Regions from separate parts of the Mus musculus genome. Here region 2 is linked to region 1. The links are chromatin contacts, found by Hi-C or POLR2A ChIA-PET in ENCODE. All regions are on one chromosome and are shown on one strand. Each heading gives the region's core, a stretch centred on a gene start or an enhancer-like site at or near the end of the contact. The rest is flanking DNA. Distances are from core to core; before and after follow the strand shown.

Region 1 (6,985 bases), core at 1,894-4,393:
CTGGAAGTCAATCTACCTCAAGATCCACCTATATCAATCTTGGATATATATATATACCCAAAGGGTTCTACATCCTACTATAGAGATACTAGCTCATCCATGTTCATGGCCACTCTATTCATAATAGCCTGAAACTTGGAAACAGCCTAGATGTCCACCAACTGATGGATAATGTGATAAATTTATACAGTGGAGTATTTTTCAGCTATTACAATCAATCATGGAATTTATGAGTAAATGGATAGAGCTAGAAAAAAAAAACTACCCTGAGTGCAGTACCATAGATTCCCAAAGACAGATATTTTAAGTTTTGTCTTATATGTAGGGGCAATATAATATATTGTTATGGAAAGATAATGGGGAAACTAGGAGGATTAAATTGAGATGAGAATAGGAGAGAAGTGTAAGAAAGGGACTGTGTGGAGGGACAAGTACTACTTTTGAAAAGCCAATGTGGAAACCTACTGTAGAAGCTTCCTAAAATACATGAACATAGGAAAGGCATCTAAAAGGAACCACTAAATAACAGGGAGACAACTGGACATCATATGCCACTCCTTAAAGCCTCCAGTGCCAGGAATGGGCGATATCTTGTTGCGTTGTTGGCCACAGGGGCCCTAATAGAAACCTTCAAGTATCACAGGCTGTTTCTACTCCCCATAACCTGATGGTAAAGGCCGGTTGCTGAAGATAACAGCTGCGTGTGTCATCACACATGGAAGGGTTGAGCTGGTGACTAACTAGAAGCTTCCCCTTTACTGACTAGCTGCCATGCTACTGGAAGCTACTCTGCAAGGTACTGGAGTAGAAAAAGTAATCATTGATGTTATCCAGCAACAAAATTTGTGACTTAGAACAATGACCTGACGACATGACATATTAGTTGAATAGTGGCACCAATGTTATGGGAGTAACCAACCACTTTGTGATTCCATGAAATGAAACCCAAACCTACATTGACTACTAAAGTGGCTAAGAACTTGAAACTTGATAGGTCCTGGGTCTAGGGGAAACCTATTATTCTTCTTCTGCTAAAGGAACATAGCAATATAACGATTCTTAGTGTCATATGGCTATACTCATAAGGGCCTTGCTCAATCCACATCAGAGAAGCTTCGTGTAGTGGATGGGAATTAACATAGAGACCAAAAAGTGCACAACATATAGAGTGGGACAGACATTGGAGCATTAGTCCTAGACGGGACCTTCTAACCAACCCCCTGCCCTCAAGGGTCAGGAAGGAGTGAGGAAGAGGAGGCAGAAAGACTGTAAGAGACAGAGGTGATGGATGACTACAAGAAACAGTGACTACCAGACACAATAGGACTGATATGCATATGAACTCATGCAGTGTTGGCACACAAAAGATTTGCAAAGGTTCAAGCCAGGAGTCCCAGCATCTAGAGGGAGGAAGGGGTCATAGGCTCCCAGCCTCTAAGCAAGAAGATATATACAATCAATATGCCCTGGCAAAGGGATAATCCGTTTTCTCCAATGCACTCTCACTGGTTTTATCAATCACACTTCAGGGCAGGCCTCATGTTCCAGTTATTGGCCAACACAAAATGGACTCAGTGGTATTTTTGTGGACTTTTTGTTTCATTGTGCTGTGTTTTGGCTTTCTTTTTCTTTTTGGACTTGATCCTGGATTTGATTGTTTGATTTCCATTTTTGTGTTTCGTACTTTTTGCTTTTGTTTTATGAAGGAAGAAGAAAAGAAAAAACATGAAGTTGGATGAGTAGGGAGGTGGGGAGGATCTGAGAGGAACTGGAGAGTGGGAAAACAAGATCAAAACATGTTATATGAAGCATCTTTTCAATTAAAATAATTTTAAAAAGGGAAAGTGACATTTAACAACAGAAAATGCCTGGTACAATCACCAGGCACTGATAATACTTTCTGTTAAATATTTTCATGATGGTAGTGACCTTGTCTGGATTAAAACTTCCCAAATGACAGTGACTTCCATTCTTGCAGTTTTTGGCAGGTCCATATCTTGTATTACTATTTTTTTTAAACTGACTTTGAAATTATATGAAGTTAATCTTTTCATATAATTCTTTGAACATTTTCTTCATTCATATAATATACTTTGGCCACATTCTCCCAACCCATCCCTCTCAACTTCTTATTCTCCTTCTGCTCTTTAAAAAAACTTATGATCCACTGTGTTCAACTTGTACTGTCCATAGCTGTGTGGGTGCTGGGTCATCTACTGGGAGATGGTTGGCCAGAGGGAGTCCAATACTTAAAGGAAACTGTCCCCCAATGGGGTATTTATCTTAGGGGTACAGCCACATAATATTTTCATATTAATATGTTTTGATCACCTAAATAAAAATGCAAGGCCAGTACTCGCAGAGATTCCATTCTGTTCCTTCCCAGTCAATACCCTTCTCCTCCTAGGAAACTACCTTTCTTACTTCGACCACAATAAATATTAAACTGCACAGAAAACCTCACATTTCTTGCGTAATATTCATAATCCCCGGCTCCCCCCCCCCCCAACTTTCTATTGACCGAAAAAATAACATGTCAAAATAGTTTGGCATTATAGGCATGTTTTCCCTTAATAACACATTACAATATGTAACTATCAAAAAGAAGTTTCTTTTTGTACCAATTAATGTAGTATCTTGGGTCACCATTGGAACATGTCCATACTTGGTTTCTCCGAAGCAACTAGATGGTTTCTGAAGTCCATAGCAACTCAAAGGCAATGATTTTGTGGTGATCGAATAGCTCAAAGTCACTGTGACAATCTTCACCCATCCAACATACTTGAGTACTTTGTGCCGCTCCACCTTGGACTCTTAAGAAGACTCTATTGAGTCTTAGCGTCAACGTGTGGTAAGTGCTCCGACTTAGGTAAGCACCAGGCGCACAGAGGAAGGGTGGCTTCCGGTGATGGGGCGGATAGGAGAAGGTGGGTGGGCATTTCCCCAGCAGCTGCTGCCAGCCACCCGACTTTGATCACTTTGCCGCCTGGCAGCAGTGGCGGTCAACCTCATCGTTCCTTAGCAACCAGAGCCAACTGCCAAGAAGCCTTCCTATTGGGCTCACAGAACATGATGGGTAGTCTAATTGTCCAATAGAAACTTTTAGGCTTGGCTCGTTGCACCGCCCACCCCGGGCCGCAGGCGGCGCATGCGCGGGTGGGCAGGTCTGTGTGCAGGGCGGTCGCAGAGCCGGAGCTGCTGCTGCTAAGCTCTTGGGCTCGGTTGAGACCGCCGTGCTTGCTCCTTGCTCCAGCCGTCACCGCCGCCGCCGAGGGAGCGGCCGCCTATTGTCCTTCTCCGCGGCCAAGGCGCGGAGCTGCTCCGGCTCGGCCCGCGGGGGAGCCCGGGGAGCCGCACGGTGAGAGCGCAACTTAGTTGAGGGAGTTGAGGGAAGTTTGGGCGTCTGAGGAGGGGGCGCGCGCGCAGCCGCCCCTCCCCCTCGGCTGCTCTCGGCCGCGCGCGCGAGCTGCGGGACGCGGGGACGCGCGGGCGCGACGCGGGTGGCGGACCCTTCTTAGCATCGGCAGCCAGGGGTGGATAGCGCGGCCGCCGATCCCGGCCTCCTCGGACCCACGTTCCTCTGCTGCCCGCTTCTGTGGCGCCGGCTGCGGCTCTCCTCTGAGGGACGGCTGCTCGGTGGGGCGCGCCGCTCGAACAGAGAGTGCGGCTCCGGGAACGAGCAGCTCCCCGGGGCAGTCAAGCCGGGTAAACACTGCGCGCCCCGGCCACCTTTGGGGGCTTTCTCCCGAGATGGGGAGGGGGGCGCGGTGGGCGCCCCGGGAACGGTGGCGCATTCGACTCCTCTGCCCCTCGAGCTCTAGTGCAAGCACTTTGAGAACTAGCGAATCACTGCTTTTCGTAAATAGGCTCGCTGACACTTAACTGGGGTGCGAGACGCACCCTCAGTTTATTTCTCGCTAAGAAAGTGTCTGTCTTTCGGCTGAAAATATTGGCTAACTCTAAGTGTCTAGACTCTACTGTGAACTCAGGAGTTCACAATGAAAATGGATTGAGCAATCTCTGAGTGTTTCAGTCTTTGCTTTTCCCCTTCATAATGAAGTTATTTTGAGAGTTCATTGCGTTGAGCAGATTTACAAAGTGATGTGCCTTTTTGTCTGTCTGTCTGTCTGTCTGTTTTTTGTTACTACCCTCATGATTTCCCGAAGTCACTTACTCATTTAAACCCCCACCCCCCAAACTTTTGGATTGCCCGGGTCAGGAGGAGCGCTCCAGTTCTTGAACGTGCATTCATTGTCTGTAAAGAAGTTCCTATCAGTCGAGATGACTCTGAGATAAACCAGTGTGTCACTTTGTACACCATCATCTCTTGGGAATCATTCCGCTGCATTTCGTTGACTAGACTTGCGCTGTAATGGTAATTCAGTTTTAGCTCCCAAGAGAGAACCCTATCATTCATACTGAAACACAATGCCTCCCCCCCACCCCCCTCCCCCCGTCACTTCATGTTAATTTTAGTTGTATTTCTTTGACATTTGTTAAACTTAAATTTTTCTTTGAAGGCTACTGCTCATGGCATTTTGCTTTTTTTTTCTATGTGAATAACATGGACAAGTGGTGTGTGGGGTTTTCTGTTTTGTTTTTGGCTTTTCTTTGTATGAAACCCAGCTTCGTTTACCTGATGAAACCAAGGAAAAATATTCTGAAGGCACAGGGATTCAGGACTCACAGTCTTTGTGCTTAATTTTCCTTTCTGGGGTGGGTGTGGTGAGCAAAGGAGGTGGACAGAAGTTGGGAGTTATTGGTTAGTTACATAATATAAACAAATACTGCAAAATCGGGTGGCCAGGACACCTTCTCTGGACTGTGGTAACATGCTACACATACTTTTGTTCTAGGGTATTTGCTTCACTAAATGGGAACTATGTGTAGTATAAATGGTCTTTTCTAGTCTTTTTACACCTTAAGGATTGTGATGGGTGGTATTTTGCTATGCTCTGTGTGTGTGTTGTTTTTTTTTTTTTTTTTTTTTTTTTTTCTAGAAAAGTCCACACAGTTGGTGTTTAGCTTTTGTTTGATTTAGGTGAGGTGATTTTCACTGGCTAGTGATAGTGTACACAGGAGAAACCCATTAATTCTGGGGCCTTGTACAAAATGACAATTAGCTTGCACATCTGTGGTGAAATTTACTTTACTTTTAGGAGACTTTGTTAATTCTCTCTTGAGATAGGGTCTTACTGTGTAGCTCAGGCTGGTCTTAAAGTTACAGAGATCTGTCTGCCTGCATGCTGGAATGAAGAGCCTAGCACCCCCCTTCCCCCCTTCCCCTCTCCCTCTCTCCCTCTCTGTCTGTGTGTGTGTGTGTGTAGGGTTTGCCTTGTAGTGTATGTTGGCTTTGAGCTCAAGGTTTCCTTGCCTTGGTTTCCTTAGGGATAGATAACGCGTGTGTATCACTTTTCCCAGCTTTAAAAACTCTTTTTGTTGATTTGTTCTAGAAAATAACTGGGATTTAAAGAGTACACTCTGGACTTAAAAAAAAAAAAAAAAAAAGAAATTTTCAGTTTTGAAATGCATCCCTCACACTCTCCCTGTTGAGACTCTTAAGCTACTGAACAGATTCATTCATGGCTCTTCCCAGTCCTTCATTGTGAAATTGGGAGGGAGCATAGTTTAGAAGAAATTCCCTGTTTGGAGTTATGTAAATCTGAGTTCAGATCCTCAGCTTTCCTTCCACGGTTTTGAAGCCTTGAGCACTGCACTTGACTCTGGAGCTTGCTTCTTTCCTTGTAAGGGGTAGTAATATTATGTTCTTAGGAATGCATGAAATGGTCTAGGAGACTTAGTACACTGTCCAATATTCTGCTTCCTGGTGGCTAAAAAGATCATTGTGGTACGGTTTTACATGGCTTTTAAAAAGTGTTTTTAAAGTGAGGGTTCCGAACAGAAGGTGGGTCAGTGGGTAAAGGTACTTGCCACCAAGCCTGATGACCCAAGTTCAGGTCCCACAAACTCCTGAAACTTGTCCTCTGACCTCCACATTCACACTTGTGAATTAACTTCCACCCTAAAGACAAATAAATGTAAAAGACGTCCTCTGAACAGAAGGATGAGAGAGGCTATACCGTTTTGTCACCTGTTAGCTTTCTTTTGAGTGGGATCCCAGGTGCCTTGGTAGGAATGAAATCTGTACAGCTGTATAGTGTGAGAAATGACAAGAGAGAGATTGTTTTCAGTACTAGCAAGAGTCTGTCTTAGTGTTTAAGACACTATGAAAATGACTGCCCTTATGAAGGAAAGCATTTATCTGGAGCTTGCTTACAGTTTCAGAGATTGAGTCCATTGCCATCATAGAAGGGAGCATGGCAGCATGTAGGCAGAAATGGTGCTGGAGAGATAGCTGAAAGTTCTACATCTGGATCCTCAGGCAACAGAAAGAGAGAGAGAGAGAGAGAGAGCGTCTCGGTCTGGCTTATGCTTCTGAAACCTCAGAGCCTACCCCCAGTGACATAATTCCTCCAATAAGACCATATCTTTCCACAAAAAGCCACACCCCCTGACCCTCCATATAGCCCCATTGCCTAATAAGGACACACCCCCTAACCTTTCAGATAGTGCCACTGTCTGATGAGCAAGCATTCACATCTATGAACCTATGAGGGCATTCTCATTCAGACCACCATAGTGTCTTGAGTTATAGTCAGTACCCTTTGTTTTACTTCGGTCTTGAAAATAATATTTGTGGCTTTATGACATTTCTCAGGTTTGCTCAAGGTAGAACGGGATGGAGTGTCAGCAGAATACATAGTTCAGAGACTCGAGTACACCACTCAGTTGCTTTTTCAAGTGCCACTATTTACAGAGAGGAGCAGTGGCTAAAGTCAGTTGTACCAACTTAGTTCAGAATGTTTAAAGTGCCAGACAGAGTAGATAAGTTTTAGAACTGTTTACCTGATCAAACCTGAGATTGTAGGGATAAACATCCCAGACCAAGCCACCTGATGCTTGCTTGTCTTAAAGTTAGTCCTGA
Region 2 (6,985 bases), core at 1,440-3,939, 390 kb after region 1:
TTGTTTCAACTTTATCTCTCTTTACTTTATCTCTCTCTCTAACCCGGGCCTCTCACTCTTATATACTCTCAGCCCTCATCCGATACTCATGGCAGGCCATGTCACCTCACCAGGCACACAGCTTCAGCTAATCAGGGCAGCAGGGGCATGTCTCCACCAAAATGGATTCACCAGTATCCTGGTGCACCTGCGCAGCTCTCACGGTGATTGTGGCTTATTTTCAGGTGTATGAGGAAGTCAGGTGCAAGTCATAAGACTTAGCTGCAGTCCCTGGCGCCTTCTTGGGACTGCTGCCACACCCGCTCCTCACAGATAGGGGGATGCTCCAGGGTCTGTGCTAATGCTGAGGCAGATGGCAAAACAGGCTCATTTCTTTCTTTCCTGGCTTCCTCTCTAAATTCAATAACTCAATACATGTTCTTGGCTCTGATTTCTTTTTATTGGCTATATTTGCTTTTAATGTATGCCACTACCTAATTTAGGCCCCAGAGTTGAAGACTGAAACAGTGATAATGTGAGCCAGATTTCTGATGCTTGGCATGTGTAAGTTCACAGACAGTCTTAAAAAAAAATACTCAATGCTTATGAACTTGCTAAGAATCAATTTTGCATGGGAGGCTTCATCCAAGCAATAATTATATAAATGCTTTTGCTTTAGGAAATTGGCAGGGCACCTATAACTATAAATGCTGACTGTCATTCATTTAATGAAACAATTATTTGATGCTGCCCTGTCCCTTTGGAAAGTTTCTTGCCAGCACATTAGACCACCGATCAGCTCTGGCCAAGGCTCCTCTTAAATATGGGAACCCTTCCATCTTAAATGTCTCCAGATCTAGGCGGTATGGAGACACCCTCTTGAGCATTTACTGGCTCCCAAGCCCTCCATCTTTACAATAATCCTGTAGGAAAGGTTTAATGATACTCCTTCTGCCTGCAAGAACCATCCATCAGAGCATCACATAGTGGGGTGTGGTGCGGTGAGAAGAAAGAAGCCGATGGAACTTCAAGACCAGATTACAAGGTCTCAGAATTATAGCACACAGGCAGGCAGGCAGGCAGGCAGGCAGGCAGGCAGGCAGGCAGGCAGTCTCTCTCTCTCTCTCTCTCTCTCTCTCTGACATAGAAATCTAGAAAATATCCTCCCTCCCTTTTTTTTTTTTTTTTCCTTTAAGACAGGGTTTCTCTGTGTAGCCCTGGCTGTCCTGGAATCAACTTTATAGATCAGCTGGTGTGGAAATCAGATTGGCATTCCTCTGCCTTGTGTGCTGGGGTTAAAGGAGTAAGCCCCCACCGCCCAGGTCTAGTAACTCTTTTAATTAATTAATTAAATGTATGTGAGTACACTGTAGCTGTACAGATGGTTGTGAACCTTCATGTGGTTGTTGGGAATTGAATTTTTAGAGTCTCTGCTCGCTCCGGCCCAAAGATTTATTATTATACATAAGTACACTGTAGCTGACTTCAGACGCACCAGAAGAGGGCGTTCTCATTACAGGTGGTTGTGAGCGCCACTCCCCAGCTCATCTAGTAACTCTTAAATGAACTAATGGATGCGTTGGGCAAGTGTGATGTCTACTCTTGATCCTCAACTTGATTATATCTGGAGTAGCTAAAACCCAAGCAGCTGGGCTCACCTGTGAGGGATTTTTTCCTGGTTGGATCATTTGAGATAGGAAGACCCTTTTTTTTTTTTTTTTGAGCCAATTTCATTCTTTTTTTTTTTTCCATTTTTTATTAGGTATTTAGCTCATTTACATTTCCAATGCTATACCAAAAGTCCCCCATATCCACCCACCCCCGAAGACCCACCCTAAATCTGGGCACCTTCTAGCGGCAGCCTGGAAAAAGGACCTGGAAGAAGCAAGCTTTTGCTCTTTGTCTGCCCTTAAGTTTCACAGGTAGGGTCATTCTTTCATTGTATTATAGCCAACTTCTTCTGAATTCCAAGGTATACTGAAGACCAGCTGAAGCATCCAGCCTCGTGGACTGACAGTTGGACTCTCAGACGTTATATCCGGAGACAGCCATTGTTGGGCTACCCCGGCCACAGCCTGAAAGTTACTCTAATAAATTCCATATGTGTGTTGTATGTATGTATGTATGTATGTATGTATGTATAGATATAGATTTACTCTATCAGTTTTGTACCGCTGAGAGTTCTAATAGTGAAGGATATTTGAAGGGTTAAAAAAAAGTTTAGGAAGAAATTTCCACCGGCTTGACAGAACAGCTGAAGCTTAAAGTCCTCTCCCTTGAAATCTGGGAATTCCCAGTATAGACAGGGATTCGTGTCTGTAGAAATTCCCTCGCATCGAAACTAGCCGGGAGGGAAAAAGGATTTCCTTAACATAGGAGCGATTAGATTGCTGGTCTTTAAAAAGATCAACAACGGCTGTGATTCGGTAACAGAAAGAAGAATGCGTGTGATCGACAAAGACCTTCCTTAAGAGAAGCTCTAGAACAGGTCGTGTTGCTTTCTCCCAACTCTGGCCACCAGAACAGAAAGGCAATGGCCTGTCCCTTTAAGAATCTGGTGGCAGTCGCTTTCCTCTCCCCGCCCCGCCTTCCGCGGCACCGATGGCCTGGACGACCGTCCCTTTCTTCTCACGCGACTGTATTACGGGTCAGTCGACCCATCCGTCACAGAGGCGCGGTTTATGATTGGTTGCTGCGCTTCGGGCCGCGAGGCGGGGCGGGAAGGCCGGAGAAACTAGTTTGTTGGCAGCGCCCGTGCGGTTCGGCTACGGGATCGCGGCCGGGACTGGTGAGCCGGCCGGGGGCGGCGGCAGCGGCGGGGACTGCAGAGCCTGTGGGGCCGCACGGTGAGGATCAGGTCGGAACTTGTCACCGGGACAGCGAGCGATCCTGCTCGAGGATCGCCGGGCAGGGCGTAGGACCGCAGGCCCAGTTCACTGGGTCGGGGAAGTGGGTGCTGACCTGGGAGCGCCCCTCGATCGAGCTTGGGGACCCCGTACTGTTATGTTCAGAGCTCCCGCCAAGGGAATGAATTGTTTTCCAAACGGATGTTACGCGCAGGAGCGGCTACCCTCTCCCGGGAGTGTTTGATTCATTGAGTCCGCTGATTCTCTTTTTTAAAAAAATTACTATTGATCCTAGAAAGAGGAAACTGCTTGTCTTCGAGGATGCGAACCGTGCAGCTTTGTGCACACACCTAGCCAAGGTCCCCGCGACTTGCTTGTACCTAGCCAGGGCCGAGGGGTTAAACCAGGGAAGAGTAGACAGCAGGGCCTGGCCGTGTGGCCCGCAGCATAGGGTCCTTCCTGTCTGGAAAGTTGTCTATCAAGGGAGAGTGGTGACACTCCCGGAGCCATACGCCCCTACCTACCCAGGTGGTGGCCGATCTGGCAGGGCCGTAGCAAGTAGTCCACCCCCCCCTCCCCCCGCCATCCCATTCCCCTCCTCCCATGCGTTGCCCTGGCGCGAGAATTCCGCTGTGGTCTGCAAATCCCCACTGGACTAGTCTCCTTCATAGCTGTATTAGAAGCTTTTTCCTACTCGGGAATTGTGCCTACTGGGGCACCAGACACTTGGGTGCAAGTGCCTCAAGGACCTCAAAGTGGATTCTCACAGTCTTACTTTTTTTTCTTTTTTTCCTCTCCCGGTTTTAGTCTTGTTATAAACGTCAGGCCAGCCTTGAGCATGAAATCTCTGGTCCCAGTCTCCTGAGAGCTGGGTTTATAAGCAAGTGCCACCTTACCAATCTGGGAGACTTTCTAGAGACTCGAGCACAGGAAGTTGGGGGGAGGGGCGGACTCTCGGGGGCTTTGTAGTTCATCTGTACTTTGGGGAGACCAGAGGCCAAGTTGCTTTGGCCAAGGTTCATTGGGCACTAGTTCTCCCTCCATGCTCAGGGCAGGACAAGGTATGCCAGATGTCTGGGCTCTTCACCCCTGGAGTAAGACGGGGAGGGAGGGGCACTTGGCACCTGACCCTCTAGTTTGCTGAGCCTCTTTCATAAGCGGCACAGTTATGCTGGGAGGACTTTTTATGGGTGTTGCTGAAAGCTTGTGTCAGGGGACAGAGGAGGGAGGACCCACGGTGCTCTTATCCTACAGTAGATTTGGTCCCTCTAAGACAGGGTTGTGGAGATCACAGGCTTTGTCTGTGGAGATGGGCAAAGTCACTTTTGTCCCAGCCCTGTAATTATTGATATTTCAGCTGAGTCCTTTATCAGCAAGCCAGTCCAGGGAGATTGTTCAAAAAAATTGTGGAGGATGGACAGACGAAATCTTTTTCATGGGCATCGAACTGCAACTGGGTTCCTTGCGCCATGCAGCGGTGCAGGATCCGTGTGCAAGTTGTGTGTTCCACGGTGGCTCAGTTCCTGTTGATGGCATCTTAAGCCTGTGCCACCAGTGTAGGGAGAGAAAAGTAGGAAGACAAAAAGAAATGCCCCCGTGTGCGCTGTAAAGTAAATGCATCCTTCCTGTCTTAGAGGGAGGAGGGCGGCCTGGAGCAGTGAGCTTGCTATGTATGCAGAGACGGCTTTAGTCAAACTAATCATTTGAGCAGATGATATTGAGACCCTGCTTTCAGAAAGGAGGAGGTGCTGGCTCATGGATGGGGACCTTGATACATCAGTTTGCAGAACCCCAGGGAGCAGGTAACAGGAAGCTGGAGAGAAGGATGAAGGCTTCTTGGAGAGAGAAAAGGAAAGCCAGCATGAGCCTACCAAACCTTCATTCCATGCCCTGGTTGCAGCCATTTTTTCTAGCCATCCATCCACACTCTCCCAGGGCCAGCTCTAGGATGGGCAGCTGTCCAGGTTCATTGGAGGACCTGGCTTCCCAGCAGCTTCTGGGGGCTCCTGCTCACCAGCTCACTGCCTGGGCCCTGAGTTCTTTATTAGCTGGCAGTGTCAGTGTGCCCTGGGCAGGACACACACACACACACACACACACACACACACACACCCCTATAGAGCTGGCACAAGCCAACAGTGGTGGGCCACAAATGAATTGGCCGATTGAAATGCTAATGCAGTAAGTCCTCTAATGTGGTAAATTTCATAATTGAGTTGCCTTGCTGATCTGCCAGTGAATCCTTTTCGAGGCCAGGAAACACTTGGGAGCTATGTGAGGATGGCCAGGCAGAGGCAGAACTTAAGCATCCCAGCGTACAGAAACCGCATCCCAGCAGGACTTGTGATGAGTCTGCTGCTGTCTGGCTGCCACTGCAGGCTTTTTCTCCTTCTCAGCAACCGTGCCCATGCCCTGAGAACCCTCTGCTGGCACCAGCTCTAAAGACATCTGAAGCTGACACCTGCCTGCCCTGCCAGGTGTCTCTGGGGCTTGTTAGGACTTGGGAGCAGACACTAAAGGGACAGAAAGGGACTCTGAGGTTGGCAGGGCTGCCCCTTAAGTCCCTTCAGCACAGGGTGAGTGGAAGGAGCTCAGGCTCTGGTTGACCTGGGTTCAAATGCTGCCCGTGTCACTGTGAGGCCTCCTGGAGGAGGGTGTAGGTGACAACCTGCACTGTACAGCTCATCCTGAAATGGTGTCTGGCTTCTAGTGGGCTGCTCGTGCCCACCTCCCTGTCCCCTTTGCTCTGTCCTCCTGACACAGCATGGAGGTGTTAATCTCTTTCTTGCTCTTAAACCTTTCCCCAGCCCTGCCTTGGTTCCCCCTTGGATGATAAGAGGTAAGCAACTGTGTCCTGTTCTTCTAAGTGACAGTACCCTGGGCTGAGATGTGCTCATTGACGAGTGCTTGCCTGCCGTGCATAAAGCCCGGGATCAATCCAGGCAGCGAGGCTCACACCTGTGCTCAGCCCTTGGCAAGCGAAGGGAGGAGGAGCAGGAGTTCAAGGTGAGCTTGGGGAGCACACAGCACACAGCACTGTCTCAGAGAGGTGCTAGGGTATAAACACCGTTAATCCCAGAACTCAAAGTGCTGCCAGGGCGGGCAGATACGGAACAGTTAGGGATACGAGTGAGATCCTGTCTCAAAAAACCTGTTAGCTTTGTGGTTTTAGAAATCCAAGTTAGAGCTAGGTGTGGTGGTGTGGTGGTGCGCATCTTTAGTCCCAGCATTTTGACTCCTAGGCAGAGGTTAGCTGGGGCTATACAGTGAGAGCTTGTGTCAAACATGTTAACTGAGAAATTGCACTGTACTTTCCAGGAATTCATAAAATCCTGAGTCTTTTTCCATCCACACTGATCTGCCCCCAAGTTCTGTAGACTCTGTAGGGTTACTCTACTTCAGCTCAGCCGAGGCCTGAGGCTACCTCCACCTTCAGCCCACAGTAGGAGCCCTCAGACCTGGAAGCTGTTGTAGGAAGGACACTGCCTAGTAACTGTATGTAGATCCCCTTGCCACTGTGGGTTCAGGTAGATGCTTTCCAGGGTGTTCCTGTAACTCTTTCATTGTCATGTCCCAGGTTCTTGCAAGCTCTCAATGCTAAGCCTTTGTGAGGCTTTCGAGTCGGGCCTTGTGCAGGAGGAGTTGGAGAATCAGCCTGTGATAGGCAGTGTCAGACAATGCAGAAATCGAGAGCTGGGTGGGCGCTGTGGGCATCAGGGTCTTTCCTTTTTCCACCTGTAGAATAAGGTCTCCAAGCACAAGCTTTCAGCTCCCTTATCTCTGAGTGGAGACTGAGGTCTCCAAAGGGACGGGGCTCTCCCTCCTCCCTTCCAGCCTCCCCTAGTCCCATAACTGCTCCTCAGCGGGGCTGCTCTGTGAAACTGGGTCAGGGAAGCACCGGTGTAGACCCAGGGGGAGTAGGCATGGGCTCAAAGGAGGGTGCCAGGCAGATGACTCATTCCCAAGGTTTCCCTTGGCTTGTCCTGGGCAGAGAACTGGACATCAAGTGCGGGAGGATCTGGGTGACCCCCTCTCCCTAGTTTCTGGGATGTCTCCTGGGCACAGAGCCAAGGGGGAGAGATGGACAAAGAGCTCAGAGAAGCAAAAGGGATTATAGGGAGCCCAGGGGGGCAGGAGGAGGCAGAGTGCCAGGCGTTGGC

Evidence for each region. Hi-C counts contacts between places; a loop is a spot of excess contacts on that map. ChIA-PET counts read pairs that join two places held with the same protein, here RNA polymerase II (POLR2A).
Region 2: a loop to region 1 is called in a map of regulatory T cell, with 4 times the contacts of the local background. The contact joins the promoter of Klhl25 here to the promoter of Akap13 in region 1. A Hi-C loop is called at or near these places in 1 of 37 maps with a recorded cell type or tissue (regulatory T cell). POLR2A ChIA-PET finds 5 or more read pairs at or near these places in 1 of 5 experiments (Patski).

What each region holds. Positions count from the first base shown.
Region 1 is chr7:75,452,391-75,459,375 of GRCm38, forward strand. It overlaps Akap13 (A kinase (PRKA) anchor protein 13), which reads left to right and starts at 3,144. Exons shown (of 37, transcript NM_029332.1): 1 at 3,144-3,358.
Region 2 is chr7:75,845,649-75,852,633 of GRCm38, forward strand. It overlaps Klhl25 (kelch-like 25), which reads left to right and starts at 2,690. Exons shown (of 3, transcript NM_001122780.1): 1 at 2,690-2,825. Gm51489 (a long non-coding RNA gene) reads left to right here. Exons shown (of 3, transcript XR_003946804.1): 3 at 1,952-2,064.